Regions from separate parts of the Homo sapiens genome. Here region 2 is linked to region 1. A link is a loop called in an ENCODE intact Hi-C map of the cell type or tissue named here. Cell type or tissue: IMR-90. All regions are shown on one strand. Links, peaks and the distances in the headings refer to the core of each region. The heading gives the core; the rest is flanking DNA.

Region 1 (10,812 bases), core at 1,132-9,131:
CATCTAATTGCTGCCTTTCAGAAAATACATGCTCTTCTGTTTTAACCAAAATACCTGGCTGGTGGGTGAGAAACCCATGATCAAAACAAGTGCCCCAGTTGTCCCTGATTTGGAAACTGTTTTATTGACATCAAGATGTTTAAAAATATGCATGGCTTTTTTTTTTTTTTTTTTTTGAGATGGAGTCTCACTCTATTGCCAGGCTGGAGTGCAGTGGCGTGATCTCGGCTCACTCCCAGGTTCAAGGGATTCTCCTGCCTCAGCCTCCCAAGTAGCTGGGACTACAGGCATGCGCCATCACGCCCAGCTAATTTTTGTATTTTTAGTAAAGACGGAGTTTCACCATGTTGGCCAGATGGTCTCGATCTATTGACCTCATGATCCGCCGACCTCGGCCTCCCAAAGTGCTGGGATTACAGGCATGAGCCACTGCGCCCAGCTATGCGTGGCAATTCTAATATCATCCCTTCTTCCTTCCCTGCCATCTTCCTCTTTCCCAGTCATCAGAACTCTAGACAACCCGGGGATCCCAGAGCATCTTTGTAGGAGAAATAATAGAGCCACTGAGGTGTGGAGTTTCCTGTTTTACCTTTATGAACTTTTGGCTTCCCGTCTTGGGGGAGACAATAACAACAAAAAACACCTGAAGGGCAAGATTTGAGGGGAAACAAGCAGATTTGGCAATCAAGTCCAAAATCCACCACTGAAAGCCTCTGGCTGCTCTTTCTGTTCCCTTTGGTTTGTGCTTTGACTTCTTAGCAGTCATGGTTGTTGTCATCCTAGTAGTAGCACTAGCAATTAATATTTACTGGTCATTACCTTGTGGCCAGGCATTATGATCAGAACTGCCTGTGTACCATCTCATTTAATGCTGACAAAATTATATACGGTGGGCCCTGTTAGGGTGATGTGAAATTGTCAATATTCAACAACTTTTTTGATCTATAAAAATGTCCATTTTATAAGACTGAAGCTAATATTATTATTTCCCAGGGACCCAGGGGTTTACAAAAATTGTCCATCTGTCCATGTTTTTATAATTGGGGAGTGGCTGAGCTGAGCTTCATGCCCAGGTGTGTATAGTACCACAGTGGCTGTGTTCTTTTGCATGATGCATGAAAGGAAGAGAAAGAGGAAGAAAATTACACCATAAAGGTTTGTCCTTTTCTCTTCCCATGTCCTAGTTTACTAATTATGTGTCTCATGAGTTAAAAGAGGAGAGAAAAGCCAGAAGATGCTAAAGTCTGAAGATATTCAAACAATTCTCACTCGTTTTACTCTGCTGCCCCACCCCTGTCCTGACCCCATTTAAAACTGATCTTCGACGGAGCACGGTGGCTCACGCCTATAATCCCTGCACTTTGGGAGGCCAAGGCAGGCAGATCACGAGGTTAGGAATTCGAGACCCGCCTGGCCAGCATAGTGAAATCCCATCTCTACTAAAAAAAAAAAAAAAAAATAGCCAGGAGTGGTGGCAGGCACCTGCAATCCCAGCTACTGGGAGGCTGAGGCAAGGAGAATTGCTTCCTGGGAGGCAGAGGTTGCAGTGAGCCGAGTTCACGCCACTGCACTCCAGCCCAGCCGACAGTGCGAGACTCCGTCTCAAAAACAAAAACAAAAACAAAACCCTGATCTTCCCACAAAAGGGAATGACTGGTGCATGCTACTGGAAAGCCCAGGGGAGTGGTGACCACAGCCACAGCCAGGCCCAGGCCTTCACACAATGCTGAGAAAAATCTGTCTCTGGACTCATCAGATCTTCCTTCTACTAAGAGGTCCAACCCCATATCCCATAGCACACCACCCCCACCAGAGAGAGGAAAAGAGAGAACCACTTTCTCAGTAGTCCCAACAAAATCCTAGCAAAGATTCCCATTGGACTGGCACGCCACATGCCCATGTGAAGAGACTGAGGCACAGAAATAAGGTGAGCCCCTGAGGACACACAGCCCCACCCCACCACACTGTGCCTGTCTGAGGTCATGGACTGCACTAATCAGCAACTATGGCCCAGATGCCTACCCCTGGGGTGAGAAGCAGGGGTATAGAATCAGCTCTGCAGGGTCAGCCCCACATCCGTCACCTAGACTGAAGGTTGGGGGAAGTGATTTTTCAAAGGAAACTTGGCTGCTCTTACCAGAAAAAGGGAGACTGGGTGCCAGGCAGGGGAAGCCACAACTGCTCTCTACAATGAGACTGTAGAAAAGTTTTTGACAGAGAGGATATTTTTCTCTCCAGTCTGATGCTGGGCCCAAATTTCAAAGAACGGAAGGCTATTAAAAGGGCAAAGGAAGGAAGTACTAATTAAAAGGTCCCTGCCAAGCTCTAGGGTCAGACAGAACAAAGAATCATCCATTAGGGAGGCTCCTAGCCTGGTGTTAACTGCAAGAGCTTTGGGGCGGGACAGAGGTTCAGCTCAGGGCCCTTAGATGTCTGAAACCTCCCGGACTTCATTTTTCTCATTTGTAAAATGGACATAAAATACCTACTTCTATGGTTTATTGGCAGGATTGGATGCTTTAATATATGACAAATCTTTAGGCTGGTGCTTGGCACATGGCTTGTTCTTAATACGTGGTAATGGCTGTAGTGAATGTTGCTGCTAAGCCTCCTCAAATGTTTGAGTCCTAGAGATTCTTCCTCTTAAGCCAAAAGTCTCCTCGGCTCCCCTGAAATCTTTGGTTCCTTATTTTTATTTATTTATTTAGAGACAAGTTCTCATTCTAGAGTGCAGTGGTACTATCATATCTCACTGCAGACTCCAACTCATAGGCTCAAGCCATTCTCGCAACTCAGGCACCTGAGTAGCTAGGACTATAGGTGCACACAACCATGCCAAGCTTAATTTTTTTAATATGTCATTTTGTAGAGACGAGGTCTTTCTATGTTCCCAGGCTGGTCTTGAACTCCTGAGCTCAAGTGATCCTCCTTCCTCGGCCTCCCAAAATGCTGGTTTTACAGGAATAAGCCAACCACACCCAACTCTGGTTCTTTTCTTTTTGAGGAAGAGTCTTGCTCTGTCACCGAGGCTGGAGTGCAGTGGCACAGAGTTGGCTCACTGTAACCTCCACCACCCAGGTTCAAGCAGTTCTCCTGCCTCAGCCTCCTGCGTAGCTGGGACTACAGGCATGTGCCACCTTGCCCAGCTAATTTTTTTTTTTTTTAATTTTTAATAGAGACAGTGTTTCTCTACATTGGCCAGGGTGGTCTCAAACTCCTGACCTCTAGTGATCCACCCATCTCGGCCTCCCAAAGTGCTGGGATTACAGCTGTGAGCCACAGTGCCCAGCCTCTGGTTCTTTTTTTAATAATCCCAAGATCAAGGACTTATTCTAGTACTTATGTTCCTAGAAGTCCTTTGACACTTTTCCAGAACTTTTGCTCTGACTTTGGGGTTATGCAATATGGGCCATGTCAGTGTGGACTACACTGGTGTTGTTTGTATCTATTAGATGCTGGAGAAACAAGATCCCCTATATTCCTTTGATCCGGAATATTCAAATGATGCAGTGTCTTTTCCATATTTCCTTCATGTCAGCTGGCTTTCCAAGGGCACCCTGCACAGCCACATTCCATAACCCACGTACAGTTGCCTCTGGCCACCTTTCTAGGCTCTTCCTGCAGGACGCGCTGCTCTATCTTGCCTTCCCTTCAAATCCTGCCACGGCTCTCAGACTTGACACTCTAGACCTTCCTTGTTTGCTGACTGATACAGTTGGGTGAGGTGTCTTTTTGTAGCAAATCACAGACACCAGTTGAAACAGACTTAATTATTTAATTGAAAAGTCAGAACATAGCAGGATTCAAGGACTTGAACAATATTATCAAGTCTCAGTCTCCATCTCTTGCCTCTACTTTCCTTCCTGTTGGCTTCATTCAGGGAGACTTTTCCCATCCCATAGCAAAATGGCCACCAGCAAAGGCAGCTTACACTGTGGGGGTGAATGCGTGATTTTTCCCAACTCCTCACCCATCCTGCATGCCTGCCTTTTGCCAGTGACTTTGTAGTCTCTTCCACCAGTAGAGTGCATTTGCCATCTCACTGATGTTGGGTGTAGCCATGTACTCTATTTTGGCCAAAGAAATGTGGTTGTAAATGACAGCGTGCCAGTTCTGAGCCTAGGTGTTAAGAGGAACTGCCTGTTTCCATATGCTTTCTCTTGTGCTTGTAGAATTACCATGAGGATATGCTGCAGGTAGCCTCTTTAAAAAAAAAAAGACATTTAGAGAGAAGCTGCTTCACTTGAATGCAGGCTTGCAGCTGGAAGCAGAGGCATGCCAGCTAATCTGAGAAATTGTTAGCATGATAATAAACACTTTCTGATACGTGGGGCTGAGCTATATGAGGGCTCTTTATATAGCATTGTTGTGGCCATAGTTGACTGATGCATAAACTATTTCCATTGCCACCAAAAGAGATTTCTTTTCTTCCTGACGGTTTCAATAAAAATCCTAAAATCCATTTCAATGCACCACACTTAGTTATAGGGCTGAAAGTGAAGAAGAGATGGCTCCCCACAGGAATTTGTGGTGCTCTTACCGGAAGACGGTATAAAGAATGTTGAGAAGTCAAAATGACAGGTTCTCATTGCATCATCCTTGAAGGGGCTGCGGGTACCTGTGTCCGATGTTAAGCCAGGAACCAGCCTTTTCACATCTGTACCGAACCTTATAGGGCAGAGCTCAACCAGATCTAAGAACCAGTTACCAGCTGGCCAGCTAGGGATGCCCAATACATAGCCATTGGTGTTCCACCAAAATCAAAAAGACCTAACCTCTAACTTCTCTCCCTTTCCAGGCCAGAATGGATAAGGTGGGCTTGTTCGGCTGGCAAGCTGCTATTTGGTAACTCACTGCCCTCCTCTGCAAGGCCAGTTCAACTCAGAAAAGTTGTGGGCAGAATGGTTGCTGGGTCCTGATTTAGAGCAGTCCTTTCTTTGCCAGCTCTGGTCTTCAGTTGTACTCTGGGGCTTTAATCTCTAGTGGTGTGGGTGCCCCACCAAGTCTCTGTTCTTGAGAAAGAACAGTCCTGAATTGAAAGCATGATGTGTAATAAATGGAACCCCTTTGCCCTGCTTTATAGGGTCTATTAAGTCTATTAAGCTTCCTGGTGAATATCATTGGAAATTAAGCTGATTTTTAAAACTGCAGAGGCTCTATTTTGCTTTCTTCCCCCAAATCCCACCTTTCTACCTTGACCTTTTTCCTGCTGTTTGGCAGCTGCTGTCTTTAAGGAATGCCACTTGGCTCCAAGATATTCATGGGGCATTTTTGATGGGCATTGCTTTGGGAAAGGGCAAGATTCTGCCTCTTTCTGACAGTATTGTCTTCCAAAGCTGCATGGCAACTCATCCTTCGGCAGGGCATCCATCGTGTAGAAGCTCTTGGAGCTATGAAGAGAAGATTCTGTTTCCTCTACTCCCCAGGGATTGCCCATCACTCTTGCGGTACTACACACCATCCCCATCCTTTGAATGCCAAACCTCTTCATCGAGCTGGGAGAAAATGTTGGGAGAAGGCTGGGGAGGGGGAAAGCAAACACTGGTCAGTGTGTTCACTCTGATTACACCATTGTGGGTGAGACAATAGCTACTGTGAATACAAGCAGGCAGGGTTCAATGCTGCTTTCTTCCCCTCGTCAATGCAATTTTGATCCAGCCAGGGCTACCCTGCAATTTTGATCCAGCTCAGTCTAACTGGGGCAGCCCAACCTGGAAACCAAGCCTCTCTCTGTTGGGGGGTGGCTCCTCTCATCATTTGGGAGGTTATTGGGACCATGCTTGGAACGTCCCATGAACGTGGGCCACTCCAAACCCACCAGAGCCTCCATGAACCAGCCTAATTGTTATTAAAACACATCTTTGATATAGACATGATTGCAAGTACCAATTATTAAGCTGTTGTCCCTCACCCCAGGGCCCACGAACCACTGTTTTGTGATGCAGTGGTTGGGGCTGCCATTTCTCCCGACCAGCTGGTGCCACATTTGGTTCTGCCACTAGGAGGCACCAGAGGGAGAAGGCAAAATTGAAGGATTTAAGAGGGCCTCCCACCTTCTAGTTTGCATCAGCTTCACCCTGGCAATAGCAGTCCGTTTCAGTCTCTAGCTTTCTCAACACACTCAGTACCAGCCTCTCAATCATTACTCTGCTCCGTAATTTACAAAATGTTCCTACTTAACAACGCCAGCCAGATGCAATGGCTCAGTGTGTAATCTCAACACTTTGGGAGGCAGAAACAACAGGATTGCTTGAGGCTAGGAGTTTAAGACCAGCCTGGGCAGTATAGCGAGACCCCATCCCTGCAAAAAGTTTGAAAGTTAGCCAGGTGTGGTGGTGCACACCTCTAGTCCCAGCTGTTCAGGAGGCTGAGGTGGGAGGATCACTTGAGCCCAGGAGTATGAGGCTGCAGTGAGCTATAATTATGCCACTACACACCAGCCTGGGCAACAGAGTGAGACCCTGCCTCAAAACAACAACAACAAAAACCACCTCTGGTGTTTTTTTTGTTTGTGTGTGTGTGTGTGTGTGTGTGTGTGTGTGTGTGTTTTAAATCTCAGCTCTGTGTGTGCGATTTCACTCACAACAAAGAAGAGAAGCATCAACAGCTGGTACAATAGGGAGCAGGGTCCCCTCCTTCCTAAAGATCCAATTTCATCCCGGGTGGTGGATAAGGCTAAGAAGATAAAAAATGACCTTTCACCTCTGGGGACAGTAATGTAAAATTAATTTGAGGCTTTGAACCTAATGAGCTGGCCCATCCTGGTGCGTACCCCATGAATAACACAGTATGTGCACAGCCAGCAGCCCAGCGATCTTTCTTCCTCTGATGGGGCTTGGGATGAGAGGGGGGATGAGAAAGAAACTCATTTTGAAAAATAATCCTCAGAGGAGAGAGGTCTGCTAGGTCTTCATAAACCCAGTATTAGAGGGAGGAAGAGGGGGAGGGGAGGAAGAGAGAGAGAGAGGGAAAGAGAGAGAGAATTATGTGCTTTTAATCTGCTTAGCTTTTCACTGCTGAATAGCTAAAGGGCTCAGACAGGCAAGAATATTGTGAGGTGGTTAAGTCCATGAACTTGGAGTTAGACCCCTTGGGGTCTAGGCTTGATTTGTGACTTTTTAGCTGTGTGATCTCCAGCATGTTTTTAAACTTGTGTTTTTGGGATGTTTGGATTAGATAGTACATGGAAAGTGCTTGTGTTTAGGCTAAGAATCTGGTTATTTTTGCATTTTTTGGCGGTGATTGAGGAAGGGGGGAGCAATTCGAGGGTGATTTATCCACAGAATATGAAGTCTGAGGTTTCTGCTCTGACAAGAGGAAATGTCTAACAGCAGAAGACAAAAGTGAAACCGGGCTGATGCGAATCACTGGGAAACTGGCTTTGGCACCTCCAGAGAATGAACTGTTTCATAGCCTAGCTGACCATCCATGAAAATGGCTGCCTGGAGAGGCAGTGATCAGCCCATCCCTGCAGGTATGCAAACAGAAGCTCTCTCCGCTGTATGAAAGGATGTATTCACTTCTTTCTTTTTTTTTTGGGGGGGGGACAAAGTCTTGCTCTGTCGCCAGGCTGAAGTGCAGTGGTGCTATCTCGGCTCTCTGCAACCTCTACTTCCCGAGTTCAAGTGATTCTCCTGCCTCAGCCTCCTGAGTAGCTGGGATTACAGGCACATGCCACCACACCCAGCTAATTTTTTTGTGTGTGTATTTTTAGCAGAGACAGGGTTTCAGCATGTTGGTCAGGATATTTTCGATCTCTTGACCTCGTGATCCGCCTGCCTAGGCCTCCCAAAGTGATGGGAGTACAGGCGTGAGCCATCACGCCCGGCCTGTGTTCACTTATTTCTAAGGATCTTTCTCCCATTCAAATGCTGGCTATTCCACTTGCTAATTGTGTTGCCTGGGTCATTGAATTTCTTGGAGGCTGGGCTGCTTTATCTGTGGAATCAGGCCAATGGTGCTATTGGCCTCCCTCTTATGATCTCCCTCCCTTTCCCTTTTACTCCCTTCCTGCCACCAACTAATGCTCATGATGTGCTGGGCACTGTGCTAGGCTTGGGAGATACTCAGAGGAAGAAGATGGTATAAGCACTCCCTGGGAAAATACTCAAACACTTAGTTTTAGGTTTAGAAGAAGACAGACAGATGAACAGATAATTATAAAGTAATTCCATAGATGCACTGATGAGATATGCGTTGAGTATTCTGGAAGCACAGGAGAGTGCATCTAACTCTTCAGGTGTGAGACAGAGATGGGGTCAGAGAATGCTTTGGTATTGGGCATTAGTGTAATAATTACATGGTGGGGTATCTCTGGCAGAGGAAGCCATATGAACAAAGACCCAGGGACAAGAAGACAGCATGGTGTGCAGGGAACTATATAAAAGGCAGCACAGCCGGGATAAAAAATGTGAGGGAAGAGTGACGGGAGATAAGGCTGAAGAGTTAGACAGGGGCTAGATCACAGAGGCCCTTCTCTTCCATGTTGCAAATGTGAACCATGAAACATCAGGCTGATTTTAAGTAGGAGACTGGCATGTTTGGGTTTCCATTTGGAACGACCTCTCTGGAGACTGTATAGAGGATGAGTTAGGAGGAGGCAAGGCCAGACCACCAGCTAGCAGTGTTGAAGTCAGGAAGTCATCTAAGCTAGAATGACGATGCCACGAAACATGCTTCTTACGGGGTTGTGGTGAGAATCTGATGATGGAATGCCCCGGGAAGCTTGTAGTAAGACATGAACTGCTTCCCACAAGCCAAGGGTCATTATAATTATGATCACTCTATAAAACATTGGTTTGGGTGCCCATCATATAAACTGGGTCCCTCCCATCACTTACCCAAACAGTGGCAACAAAATCCATACATTTGGTCAAAACCAGTATAAATGGTTGTTGGGCTTAACAAGAACCCTTTAAAAAGTAATGAAACCACTGGGTTGAGAAATAATTTTGCAGATGCTTCTGGGATACAGAAGACTAAATTTTGGTGCTGCTGGAAAGAATGGGGGAGAGAAGCACAATATTAAATTTTGGGCAAACTTGAAATGCACAATTAAATGCAGGCAAACTGGGAGGGCAGATGATACTCTTTGAATAAAACTTATAATAGATTTGGCACAAGAGGGTACTGGAGATGGGCCCAAATGTCTCAAATTTGCTGAACTGTTTTTGCAGACAGCTGGGAATTTACCAGCATTTTCCTTTTTTTTTTTTTTAAAAAAAAAACCAGAATATTTTGGATTTTGTAGACATGCCCTGGAATGCCCCATCTCAGGGAAGGCTAGAGGAATGTCTCAGTGCAAGTGTGGTGTCTGCTTCTACTGATGTTTATGGCAGAGCTGAAAATTGTCTTTAAAATTAACAATAGATGTGCATAAATCTTCCTCAGTTACCTAGCAACTGATACAAGACAACGCTGAGGTTCACAGGGCTGGGTGGAGGTAAACCTGTTTTAGGAAATACCTGGGAGCATTTTAGTAATGCCTGGAGATTGCTTGGAGGGAAAGGAAAACAAATTAACATGACTAATTAAATGTTTGAATTCCTTTGTTTTTTGTTTTTGGTCCTGGGTTTTTTTGTTTGTTTGTTTGTTTTTTGTTTTTGTAAAAATCAAATCAAATAACAAAAAGGTTTCCTAAATCTCTGAGGTTTCTAGCAACAACGAGGGTTTTACAAAGACTAGCTAATTTCTGAGGCCCCTTTCAAGGCTAAAATTTTTAGCCACGTATTAGCCGTATTGCCTCATGAGTAAAATGAGAGGTTAAACTAGGGGAATTGTAGTTTCATCCACATTTCTAGGGTGTATGGTGCAATAGGGCTTTTAGACCAGTTTTGTTGAATCAGACACCAAAGTCATGAATCTGGAATCAAAGTGAATTTTTTTAAAAAGAAAAGATGTTGAAATAATGAAGCAAAGAGACATGGGACTTAAGGAATACATACACACACACACATACACACACATACATTTATTCTCCGTGTGTATGCATGTATGTATTTTTATTTATAAAAATCAGTTTATACATTAGGGTCTAGGTTACAGATTCAATGCTGCATGGGCCAGCAGGTGACACAGCTACATCCCTTGCCCAGGAACCACAGTGAGCCAGAGAATGGTGGCCTAGGGCTTCCAGATCTGTTGATTTTTCAAATAGCCAGAAATCCAGAATTTGTGTAGAATCTCCTGTTGTTAAAATATTGGCAACTAATTTGAAGTGTTTTTAAGAAGCACTGTGTGGGCTAAACAAAGTGAATCTGCCTTAAAGCAAAAGTTCCAAATGTGTAATTATCTTTTTACATATTATATGGTTAATTAAGACTCACTTTATTTGACAGGGTGAAGATAAGCTTGTGCAGGCCACTGGCTAACACAGTTCATCCCATGCCTCCTACATACCAAGCACTGTGCCAGGCACTTTTCACGTCTGGCATCCTCAGAATCCTCCAAAAGGTGGGTGATATGGTTTCACTGTGTCCCCACCCAAATCTCATCTTGAATTGTAGCTCCCATAATCCCCACATGTTATGGGAGGGACTTGGTGGGAGATAATCGAATCATGGGGGCAGTTTCTCACGTATTATTCTCATGATAGTGAATAAGTCTCATGAGATCTGATGTTTTTATAAGGGGCTTCTGCTGTGGCTTGGCTCTCATTGTCTCTTGCCAACATCATGTACAAAGTGCCTTTGGCCTTTCTGCCGTGATTGTGAGGCCTCCGCAGATATGTGGAACTGTGAGTCCATTAAACCTCTTTTTCTTCCCAGTCTCAGGTATCTCTTTATCAGCAGCTTGAAAACGGACTAATACAGT
Region 2 (10,812 bases), core at 1,304-9,303, 59 kb after region 1:
TGAGTGAGATTGAAACAGAAAAACTATGTTTTCAAACTATACCATTAATTTACCAGTTATATGAATTCCTCTGGTTGGGGAGGGGAGGATGTAAGTACCTCCAAAATACTCCCTAAAATACATGGCCATGTGTCAAGGCTGCCATCAAGCACCCAGGGAATTCAGAATAGAAAAATATATCAGACTCAATGGACTGGATAATTGTACTAATTACCTACTTTGCTTTGACCGTAGAGGCTGAATGTTGTGAAACATGTCGTGAGGCAGTTGTATTGCTCTTTACTGAAAGTCATGCCTCAGGCACCAATGTCAGCTCCAGAAAAATGATGATCCGGAGCTCTTGGTGGAAAATACAGCACCGTGAAGGCCTTTGTTGGAATCTGCCCTTTCCCCTGACCCCTTGTCCCCTCTTATAGCCCAGTCTGGAGCAGTGTGAGGCTTGAATCTGTGAGCCGTTTCAGGATAAGAATCCTGAAAATTCAGTGACTGATTCACGATTGAAGGATTGAAAGAGAGGAAAAAGTTCTCCATTGGGAAGCTGAGTGATGCTGAATACCTCAAACAAGAAAGATAGGAAGAGGAGGAGAGAAGATGTGGGGAGGGGAAAGAGAGTCTAATTTGAATAAGATGGGGTTGAGTGACTTGTAGACATTCTGATTGAGATATTCTGGCCTATCTTAGATTAGTTTAAGACTATGACTAGGGCCTGAGATAAAAATATTAGAGTCCTTAGTGTTAAGGTAGTTGCTATGGTTTGAATGTGTCCCCCCAAAAGCCTGTGTTGGAAATTTAATCCCCTATGCAACAGTATTGGGAGGTGAGGCCTAATGAGAGGTGATTTGATCATGAGAGCTCTGTCCTCGTGAGAGGACTAATGCCGTCTCTCAGGAGAGTGTTCCTTATAAAAGGAGGAGTTGGGCCCCCTGTTGCTCATGTGTGCTCCCTCTCCCTCCCTCACCAGATGCCAGTGCCTTGATCTTAGACTTTCAAATCTCCAGAGCTGTAAGGAATTAAATTTCTGTTCTTTATCATTACCACCTCAGGTATTCTGTTATTGCACCAAAAACCAGACTAAGACAACAGTTGAGGATTGGTAGTTGAAGCCATGAGAAAAACATGACCAGGTATAGACACTACATTGTAAAATAAACACGGTATAGTTATTGGCTACAGTGACACAGACCCCTACCTTCTCAAAACAAAGGGTAGCTTAAATGGCAATTAGTTGTGTGTGTGTGTGTGTGTGTGTTTGTTTGTTTGTTTTTGAGGCAGGGTCTCACTCTGTCACTCAGGCTAGAGTGCAGTGGTGTGACTGCAGCCTCGACTTCCTGGACTCAGGTGATCCTCCCACCTCAGCCTTCCAAGTATTAATAGGCGGGACTACAGGCGTGCACCACCACACCAGGCTAATTTTTGTATTTTTTGTAGAGACAAGATTTGGTGATATTGCCCAGGCTGGTCTTGAATTCCTGGGCTCAAGTCATCTACCAGCCTCAGCCTCCCAAAGTGGTAGGATTGCAGGTATGAACCACCTCGCCCAGCCAGTTGAGCATTCAGGAGTTGTATGCGAGCTTGATGCCTCCTCTGGAACCCATGCTTCTCTCTCTGCTCATCCATCCTCAGTGTGTCCTCTCATTCTCAAGGGGACAAGAGGGTTTCTTTCTGCCCAGCTCCCATTCCCCCACCTTGCACAATCACTATACTGTGTTTGAGGCAGAAAGAAAGGAAAAAGGAAAGGGGAAAGCAGTGTTTCAATTGAGTCATCTTCCTTTCATGGAGATCCACCCATGACTTCTATATATACCTCACTGGCTAGAATGTGGTCACATGACCATCTGTGTGGGATATTAGGAAATGAAGTTGAGCTAGATTTATTGCCATCCTGGGTATAAAATTAGGGTTCTGTTTAAGGCATTTGGGTCAAAGCAATGAGTAAATGAATGAATGAAGCATTAAGCACATGCTTATTGAATGCCACCTGTGTGTACAATGTGTAGATATTCTTCCTCGAGCAGCTTTCTTTTCTTTATTTTGAAGTCTTCTTTCAACTGGATCATGGCCAGCCCTAAATAAAATTATAAACTGTTCATTGAATACTATGGGTCAAGAACTGTTCTGTATTACTGCATTACGGAATTTGATCTTGACCCACAACCTTCTGAGGCTGGCACTGCTAAATCCATTTTATAGGTGGGGAAACTGAGACACAGAGAGGTTAAGTCACTTGCCTTGTGTCACACAGCTGGTGATACTATTTTCAATACTCTTGACTTCTTTTTTGGCCCCATAAAGCCAATCCAACTTCCCACCTTCTACAAAGTCCCTCACTTTTTGGTGCCCAGTTTTCTTATACCAATTCATTTCCTGAGTTAAAAGAAACTCCTCTCTACTTAAAGGTAAGGTGCTACTCACTGTTTTTAAAATAAAAATTACTGCAGATTTATATTTCCTAAGAAAATTTGCGTTTTAAGGGGCTCATTTTATATGAGAAATGGTGGATCCAAAGGAGTGCATCTCTAATAGTGGAATTTTTACCTACATGAAAGTGGGAAGCATTTAGGGGATGTGGATAGAGGGAATCCAGTGGAGAGAAAGCTGGCTCTTTCGGCAAGATTGTGACAGGAGAGTTCCCATTGAATCAACTCATCCCTGTGGGAAAGACAGTGAGAGAGAATTAATAATTTAGATATGCATGGACACTTTTGCCTGGCATTCTACTCAAGGTGCCTAGCCCCAGCGTGAGTAAGACAGAAAGGACATGACTTTCCAAGTTCTAGTTGATTTCAGTTTTTTAATGCCTCTGGTGGTGTCGGCTTCTTGCCATGCTAAGTGAGATGTTAGTGTTTAAAGATACATATTTTTTAATGCACTATGGCCCTTTAGTGCAAGCCAGCAACTTTCTTTAGTTTTCAACTGAAGCAGTAGCATCTGTTTCAACACTGGAGAAAAACCTGCTGGGATAGACCAGGAGAGGTGGTTATCACTCTGCAAGATGGCATAAGTGGATCATGAGGAATATTTACAAAATCATTTCTGAAATGGATCATTAAGGGGAATGTTCTCTCTACACCAGAGTTTCTGAACCTCAGCACTATTGACACTTTGAGTCAGGTAATTCTTATTGTGGGAGCATTCTTGTGCATTGTACAACATTTGGCAGCTTCCTGGATGTCTACCCACTAGATGCTGGCTGTGACAACCAAAAATATCTTCAGATGTTGCCACATGTCCCTTGGGGGCAAAATGCCCCTGGTCGATCACTCTCTACTTGACCTAACATTGCGTGCTGACTTTAAAATCTAAGCCCTACCTAAGCTGTAGCTCTAGTCCATATTTATGAGACTCCTGTAAAGATGCCGTAGACGTGGTGATTGGGGCTTACAGAAATACCATGTGTTGACATTGGGGAGGGAGAGACAGGTAGAATCTACCTGTGACATTCTCTTAAATCATTCATTCATTAAATATTTACTGAGTGCACGTGCAAGGCACTGAACAAAGGCCTGGGTGCAGCAGGGGAAGGCGGAGATTTAGTCCCTGCCCTCATGAAGCTTCTACTCCACTTCTTTGTGCTCATGAAGCATGAAGCATCTAATTATAGATTAAATAAATTGCAGCAGGTGCTCTATAGGGAAGGTCAGGATGGCCTGACCAAGCTGGTTGGGGGGTGAGGGGCCAGAGAAAGTGCCATTGAACGTGAGACCTGAAAGGTGACCAGATGATGGGGCGGAGGGAGCATGAGTGTCCCTAGCAGAGGCGACAGCAGGCGCAAAGGCCCTGAAGCAGGAAGCCTCTTACCACATTTGATGGGCTGAAAACCAGGGCGGCTGCCATGCAGGAAACAAGGCAGAGAAAGAGATGAGGTGGAACAGGATGCCCGGACCAGACCGTCATGGATATTAAGGATTTTATCCTAAGAACAGCGGGAAGCTGTTGAACGCTTTTACACAGGGGAGTGACATGATTCGATTTGTGCTTTAAAAAGATCCATCTTTCCCTGTCTAGGTCCAGAAAGTGCAGGTTTCTCTCCAGACCATGAGAGATTGATTTTGTCCCCTGCTGGGCAACTCTGATATGGAGTCTTTTGAGGTTACCACTACCATTAGTGCCTGTACCCAACCTCCAACCATCCTAATTTGGAACCTTTTAAAACTTTAAATAAAAGAAGCAATTTCTGTCCGTGTTCTACCTTTGTTCTCCTTCTTTAAACCGTGATTGAAGCTGGGCTTGGATATCTTTGAAAACCCCAGAGAAGAAAATGATTTCCATAGCAGCTGTAACCATGGGAAACCTTCAAAATAGCTTCCGTTCCTATATTCCACTCTGCTCCTTTCCCCTCTCTATTGGTTGACTAGAAATGAGGGCTGGCATTTTTGGTCTTCTTCTTTTTGTCCAAATATGTGTATATGAGAGTCTTCTTTTCACTTCCACATCCATCTTATCATAGCTTGAGAATCAAAGGCTGGCATATTTGGGGAGGAAAAGAAAAGAGAAGCTTCTAGGATACCTTCATTTTTTCATAAAATAGAGGAACCAAGTGGAATGTTGATTTAGAAGATGAGATCTCAGGTTTCTTTTCCTGCTGTTTGTTTCTTCCCAGGTCACAAGATAGGACCAAGTACATCATCTTTCAGACATACAAAGATCAAAGGTTTTTTTTGTTGTTTTTTTTTTTCGGAGACACTTAAAAGTGGTTTTCATCAGTTTCCCTTCCATTCTGCTCTCACATGCGCTTGGTAGTGAGCCGTCTCGTAGTCAGGTCAGAGAGATGCTCAGAATTCTTCCAGAAACACATAATTCCCCTTTGGAGAGTTTCTGTTGTAAAAATCATCACAATTTGTGAGCTTAATTTCTGGTCCAGTGCAAAAACCTCTGATGGGTACAGGGCAAAAGCGGGCTACTCAGTGTTTCTCTTGATGGACAGATTTTAATGAAATGAGGGCATGACAAGGAATCTGAAGTAATTGCTATAGAAGTTAATAAAGAGATGGGAACATATGAGGATACTGTTTGCTTCTGGAATTTAGCCAGGCCACTGGGAGAGGCTCAGGAGGAAAACTGAGAAGGGAAATATGAAGTTCAGGCAAGTCTGTTACATGCATTCTCATTTCCACAATGTTTGAGAACCATGTCAAGAAATGCATTGCATAAGTTAAACCAGCTGCCAGCAGCTTTGTATTCAGCACTTTCCTGGGTCACCAGATAGCAGGGAAACCTCTCCAAGATCTCTGTGTATTATAGAAAACTAGGGGAATTTTCTTTATGCAACATCCTTATCCTAACAGTGCAGCATCTTTTTGTCTCCGGAACTCACTGTATAAAAAGAAGTAACTATTGTTGGGTTGTGCTTATCTTTATTGTTGTATGTTTGGGTTTATGTTTTCAAACAAGGGATGGAGGACCTGGCAATCAGTCAGAATCATGATGCTGGCATTTAAGAGATTCATTCTGGCTCAAGAGCTTGGCCTGGCCTTCCAGAGCTTTCCCATTGACACCCATGTGCCTGATTAGAGTACACTTGTAAAAATTAAATAAGATGACCTATGCAGTGTGCCCCACATATGCTCCATAAATGTCAGTTCACATTTCTTGTTAAACTTTTATAAGGTTGATCTTAAGAGACGACAATTGAGTCTGTCTAAGTGAACCATCTGGGGGGTGAGCATGTTGATGTATCTTCCACAGCTTTAGTTTTCCAGGAAGCACATGGGATATAGTCAAATCAAGAGACAGGATGGTACTGATAGTTTCTTTAGTCTCTTGCTTGCTTGCAGTTAAGCTAGTTAGCCTGAATGCACTCCTTCTCTCATAGCAGTCTCCAGAGTGACTCTGTTAGCTCACCTGGCTAGCATGCTGTGGCCTCCTTGAGGCGTCTAAAGTTGGCTGTCACTGCCTGAGATACTGGTGCCTCAAGCTTAGAAAACTCACTTTACCAAAGTCAGCCTTCACGAACATGTTATTCCTGGTATGAAAGTCCCTAGTCTTTAAATAACAATTGCCTCTGTTACCTTTAGACTATATTTTGGCTCATTAAATTTTTTTTTAGTATGCATCATCTTCCAAGAGTGCATTGAGAAATTTCTAGATTTAAGACCTCCTTTCTTCCCAGACCCTATTGCTCAACTCGTAATAAACAAAAGATTTTACTTAAATAATTTCAGAGAAAACTACCTTTATTTCTTTGACTTATATAGAATCTTAGATATCGGAATACTCTTGGGAAGTACCTGGTATATCCAATAAAGAAAATTGATTTATAGGGAGAGTAAGTGACTTTTCCTAAGGAAACATATTTGGTGGCATAGCTGAGACCAGAATCTGGGTCTAATGTGGTATTTTTCAAACTAAGTGTATAAGTCTTCTAAAAATTTAAGAAATTATTTTAAAATATTAATATTTTAAAAATTATTTTACTAGTTATAAATATAAAACTTCTATTTTATAATGGGCAGTTCAGAACTGATAAATGTTTTAATTGCATAAGATTTTGGTTACCTACATTTCTCTCAAACTAAGCCCTAACCCATAGAGACTGGCAGGTGGTGGTGAGAGGGTTGAGCAGATGAGGGCACCGTGTGAGACCTTTCTCCTTTAGGAGTTTTTTTTTTTTTCCATAAAAATTGATTTTGTGCTTAAGATATCTGATTCCAGATGAACAGAGATTGATGCTTCAAATCTCTTTGTGGATATTATTTGGGGGAGGTTTTGGTTTTAGACAGGCCTGGGTTTAATTTCTGGTACTTCTGATACCTGTTTGTGAGCAAGATACTGAAACTCATTAAGGCCCCATTTCCCTCTCAGCATGATGAAGTTCATAATACTTATGAGGTTATTGTGAAGATTAAATTATGTATAGTATCTGTAAAGGCTGTAGCATAGTGCCCGGCAATAGCTGAAAGTATTATTAGCTGTTATGGTTGGTGCCTGATTTCTGCTCTTGAAATTGAGTCCATGCTAACAAAGAAGGCCCTTGCTACTTCCCTGTAATAGGAAGAAGTTTTTCTAACTGGCTGAATGTTTTTTTTCCTTTTTCCTTTTTTTTTTTTTTTTTCTAATATCTCTCACCCTGACTGAATCAGACTATTCTTACCACAGGAAAAGATATTTGTTAGTTACGTGTTAACTTTTTTCCCTTTAAAGTCTCCTGTGTCCATATTCAGATGAATCCTCTGATTTTAGGCTATTTATTACCAGGGTCCTGATAGACCTAGTGTATCTACATATTTTGTTTCCAGCCCCTTCGTTTATCCTTGGGAATCTGAGTCCCACAGCAGGGATACAAAGGTGCTATTTAAAACTATGTGATGATGAAAAGAACAAGAAATCCAGCAGGAACAATGCAGAGATGTATAATATCTCACCCTTTCTCACACATGGAACTAATTGTGACATTCATCCTAGAGCCCAGTTTCTGCACACAGACCCCAGAGTCCATGCTGCAAAGATGTTTTGGAATCCCACCTCTGCCAATGCCCAGTTGGAAAGCCTGCGACATCAGCTCACAGCTATGCGAAAATAATAAAATTGAACATTTTTTCGGAAAGATGACCCATATGTTTAATAAATTTCAGTATGTGAACCAGAGACAGGTTTGATTACAAGCCACGTAAAGGCTTCACTTAGATGGTGGTTCTTAGTTTTCAGAGTGGGGATTTACTGAGCTTGATTCTGTGTGTGGCAGTTGCTCTCCCTGCCACTGTTCACCCATTCTGTGTGCCCATAAAATGAGGAAACTTTGAGTCCTGTATTCACTCTTTTATGTTCTAGGATATGGATTCATAGACATCATCTCTTCACACCAAAAGAAATGTTAATTATAATATTGCAAATAGTAGAACTATATAGTTTTACACTCTCTTATAATACTTCTTTAAATTGCATTTTCACTTTCGATTGGCCAGTTCTTAATAAATGGATCTCATTTAAGTTCATAGGGGTTTTCATAAATAGACTTCAGTAGTATTTATTAGGTATCCATTATTAAGCATCATTAGTTAAGTTTCACTTATTAAGCACCATTGGCTGGACATGGTGGCTCATGCCTGTAATCCCAGCACTTTGGGAGGCTAAGGCAGGCTGATAGATTGAGCCCAGGAGTTCGAGACCAGCCCGGGCAACATGGCAAAACCTGATCTTTACAAAAAATATAAAATTAGCCAGGTGTAGTGTCACACACCTGTAGTCCCAACTACTTGGGAGAATGAGGCAGGAGGATCACTTGAACCTGGGAGGCAGAGGTTGCAGTGATCCAAGACCACACCATTACATTCCAGCCTGAGCAACTGAGCGAGATCCTGGCTCTCTCTCCATATATATAATTTTTTTAAAGCACTATTAAAACAGAAGTGCCCCCTGAACATGTACATGTGGCCCATCCAGGAATAAGAATAACGTTGTATTTTCCTGGCTCTTTACAGTTTTTAAAATTTTACATATATTATTTTATGATACAAACACCTCTGAATTTTTTGGGTTTGCTTTTTGTTTTTAAAATTACCACTTTCAAAAGATGAAACCAAAGCTCAGAAGGGTGAGTGGCTTGTTCAACATAACTGGTACGTGGCAGAGCCAGGATAAGAATCCAGTTCTGACTCTGAAACCTGAGCTCTTGCCCCTGCCCTGACTGGTGTCTCCATACTGCAACTCAAGTCCATGTCGAGAAGCACAGCAACATGCAATTTTCTGGGCACCTTCCATAACCAAGTAATGTATACATTACTTCATTTAATCTTCTCTATCACTCTGTGAAATAAGTAAGAGTCCCATTTTGTGGATGAAGAAATGGGCTGATAGAGGCTAAGTGTCTTGCACAAGGTCAAAAATTATTCAGTTGTAGACTTTAGATTTATTTCAATAGCCTGTGTTCCACATTGCCTTTTAAAACAAAATTATAACTGTGTGCTATATGCTCTGCTTGCTGAGGTAGGCAAGGCTATAAAATATCTGGAACAATTACAAGTAAAAATGATTAAAGGTGGATTTCAAAAAGATAATCTGCAAATATTTGAAAAACTCACACATCTATTGGAGTTCAGCGACCAAAATAACTGAATATGAAGACTCAGCTCATTTGTTTTTCTTTGCTTGAGGAGAGGGGACTTAACTTGCTATTAGAGCCAGTGACTAGGCAAAGATCCAGAGAGCTTGTATAGAAGCTGGGTGGGAATGAGATGGAGAAAGAAGCTGCACTGCATCTCCTATCACTATCTTCTACTCTGCCGTAATGGCATCAGTTCACCCTCTTCTACTCTAGGAAACTTCTGGAATTTGGGTCCTGTATCAGTTAGCTATTGCCATTGTAAGGATGTGTAACAACTAATCTCAGAATCTCAGTGGTGTGCAAAACTAGGCACTTATTTCTCACTTGTGAGTTTGTGGATTGGCCGAGTGGCTGTGCTTCTCACATCTTTCATCCTCTTCCTGGGACCACCCAGGGTGTGCTCACCTTCTGGCAGGGATGGAGGCACAAGAGAGCAAGCTGGGAAACATGAGGCCTCCAAAGGCCTAAATTTGGAACTGGCACGTTGTCATTTCCACCCATTTGCTGTTGGCCAAAGCAAGTCATGAGGCCAAGTCAAAGGTGAGGAAGGAGTGGTAGTTATACTCCATGAATGATAGCCACGATGAGTAAAGGTGTGGATGCAGGGAGGTGTGAAAATTGGGACCAGTATTGCAATCTACTACAGGTTCCAATAACATGTATTTTGGAATTCATCCTTTTATATCAGCGCCTTTCCATTTTTGAGTTCATGGGCCCTTTTGTGAACCTGTTGGAAGTTCTGCACATGCTCAAACAAGTGTAGTCTACACCTAATTTAGCTTTCAGTTTTCAGGGAGTCTCTTAAGTTAAACCACAAGGCCCAAGTTAAGATATCCTGTACGGGAGTGCTGCCCTGCATGGTGCACTGTCTTCTCCAGGAGCAGGAAGGTAAGACAACAGGTGCTGTTTCTGCCCCTTCTCAAAACCTTCTGCTCTGCTGATTCCAAATGCTCAAACATGTTCAAATGCAAACACTCGGATTGGATGGGATCTTTTCTTTTCTCCAACATGAAGATAGCTTTATCAACATTTTTGACTATTGAAGAAAGTTTCTGCAAAGGTAATGGATAAGCAAGTGCTGCTCTGTTATAATATTTTTGTTGGATCACTTTAACAAAATGTGAAGATTAAGTGTTGTGAAGTGCATTCATCTCCATTCATTCAATGTAAAGAATAATGATGCCTGTTTTTGTTTTTGTTCCTGTGTTTTTCTTTCTTTCTTTTTTTTTTTTTTTTTTTGAGACAGAGTCTCACTCTGTCACCCAGGCTGGAGTGCAGTGGTGCAATCTTAGCTCACTGCAACCTCTGCCTCCCCATTCAAACTATTCTCCTGCCTCAGCCTCCCAGGTAGCTGGGATTATAGTCACCAGCCACCATATCCGGCTCATTTTTTTTGTATTTTTAGTAGAGACAGGGTTTTGCCACGTTGGCCAGGCTGGTCTCGAACTCCTGAGCTCAAGTGATCCACCCGGCTCAGCCTCCCAAAGTCCTGGGATTAAGGCATGAGCCACCATGCCTGGCCATTAAATGTGCTTTAAACACTCTCTTCTTCTAAGAAGTCATAGTCATATTAAATAATCATTTTTATAAATGTCTTTAAACCCTATGTAATTTCCCAAAATTATTTTGGATGTTTTTCTGATCTGTGAAGTCTCAAACTCTGAGAACCACTGATGTAGACTAACTCTCCTTCTGGAGCTGGAATCTTGAGATTTCTCTCCGTCCCTAAGGAATCATCCAGAATCTGTTTGATTACCTTGAGAGATGGAAGC

The links. Hi-C counts contacts between places; a loop is a spot of excess contacts. Peaks named below come from ENCODE experiments on the same cell type or tissue, not always from the same donor. Only the 100,000 strongest peaks of a DNase experiment are listed, where the experiment ranks them.
Region 2: it touches region 1 in a loop (4-fold over the local background); 8 of 110 quality-filtered maps call a loop at or near these places.

The regions. Positions count from the first base shown.
Region 1 is chr3:64,458,930-64,469,741 of GRCh38, reverse strand. It overlaps LOC105377123 (a long non-coding RNA gene), which reads left to right. Exons shown (of 8, transcript XR_940913.3): 6 at 10,338-10,452. Among named protein-coding and RNA genes, the nearest start is that of PRICKLE2-DT, 19 kb to the right of the region's middle. In IMR-90, for the core only: a CTCF peak has its summit at 6,008 (motif pointing right); DNase peaks (open chromatin) are centred at 7,341 and 8,671; H3K4me3 peaks cover 680 bases; H3K27ac peaks cover 1,994 bases.
Region 2 is chr3:64,399,928-64,410,739 of GRCh38, reverse strand. No RefSeq gene overlaps it. Among named protein-coding and RNA genes, the nearest start is that of PRICKLE2-DT, 40 kb to the left of the region's middle. In IMR-90, for the core only: no CTCF peak of the experiment used is centred there; a DNase peak (open chromatin) is centred at 5,139.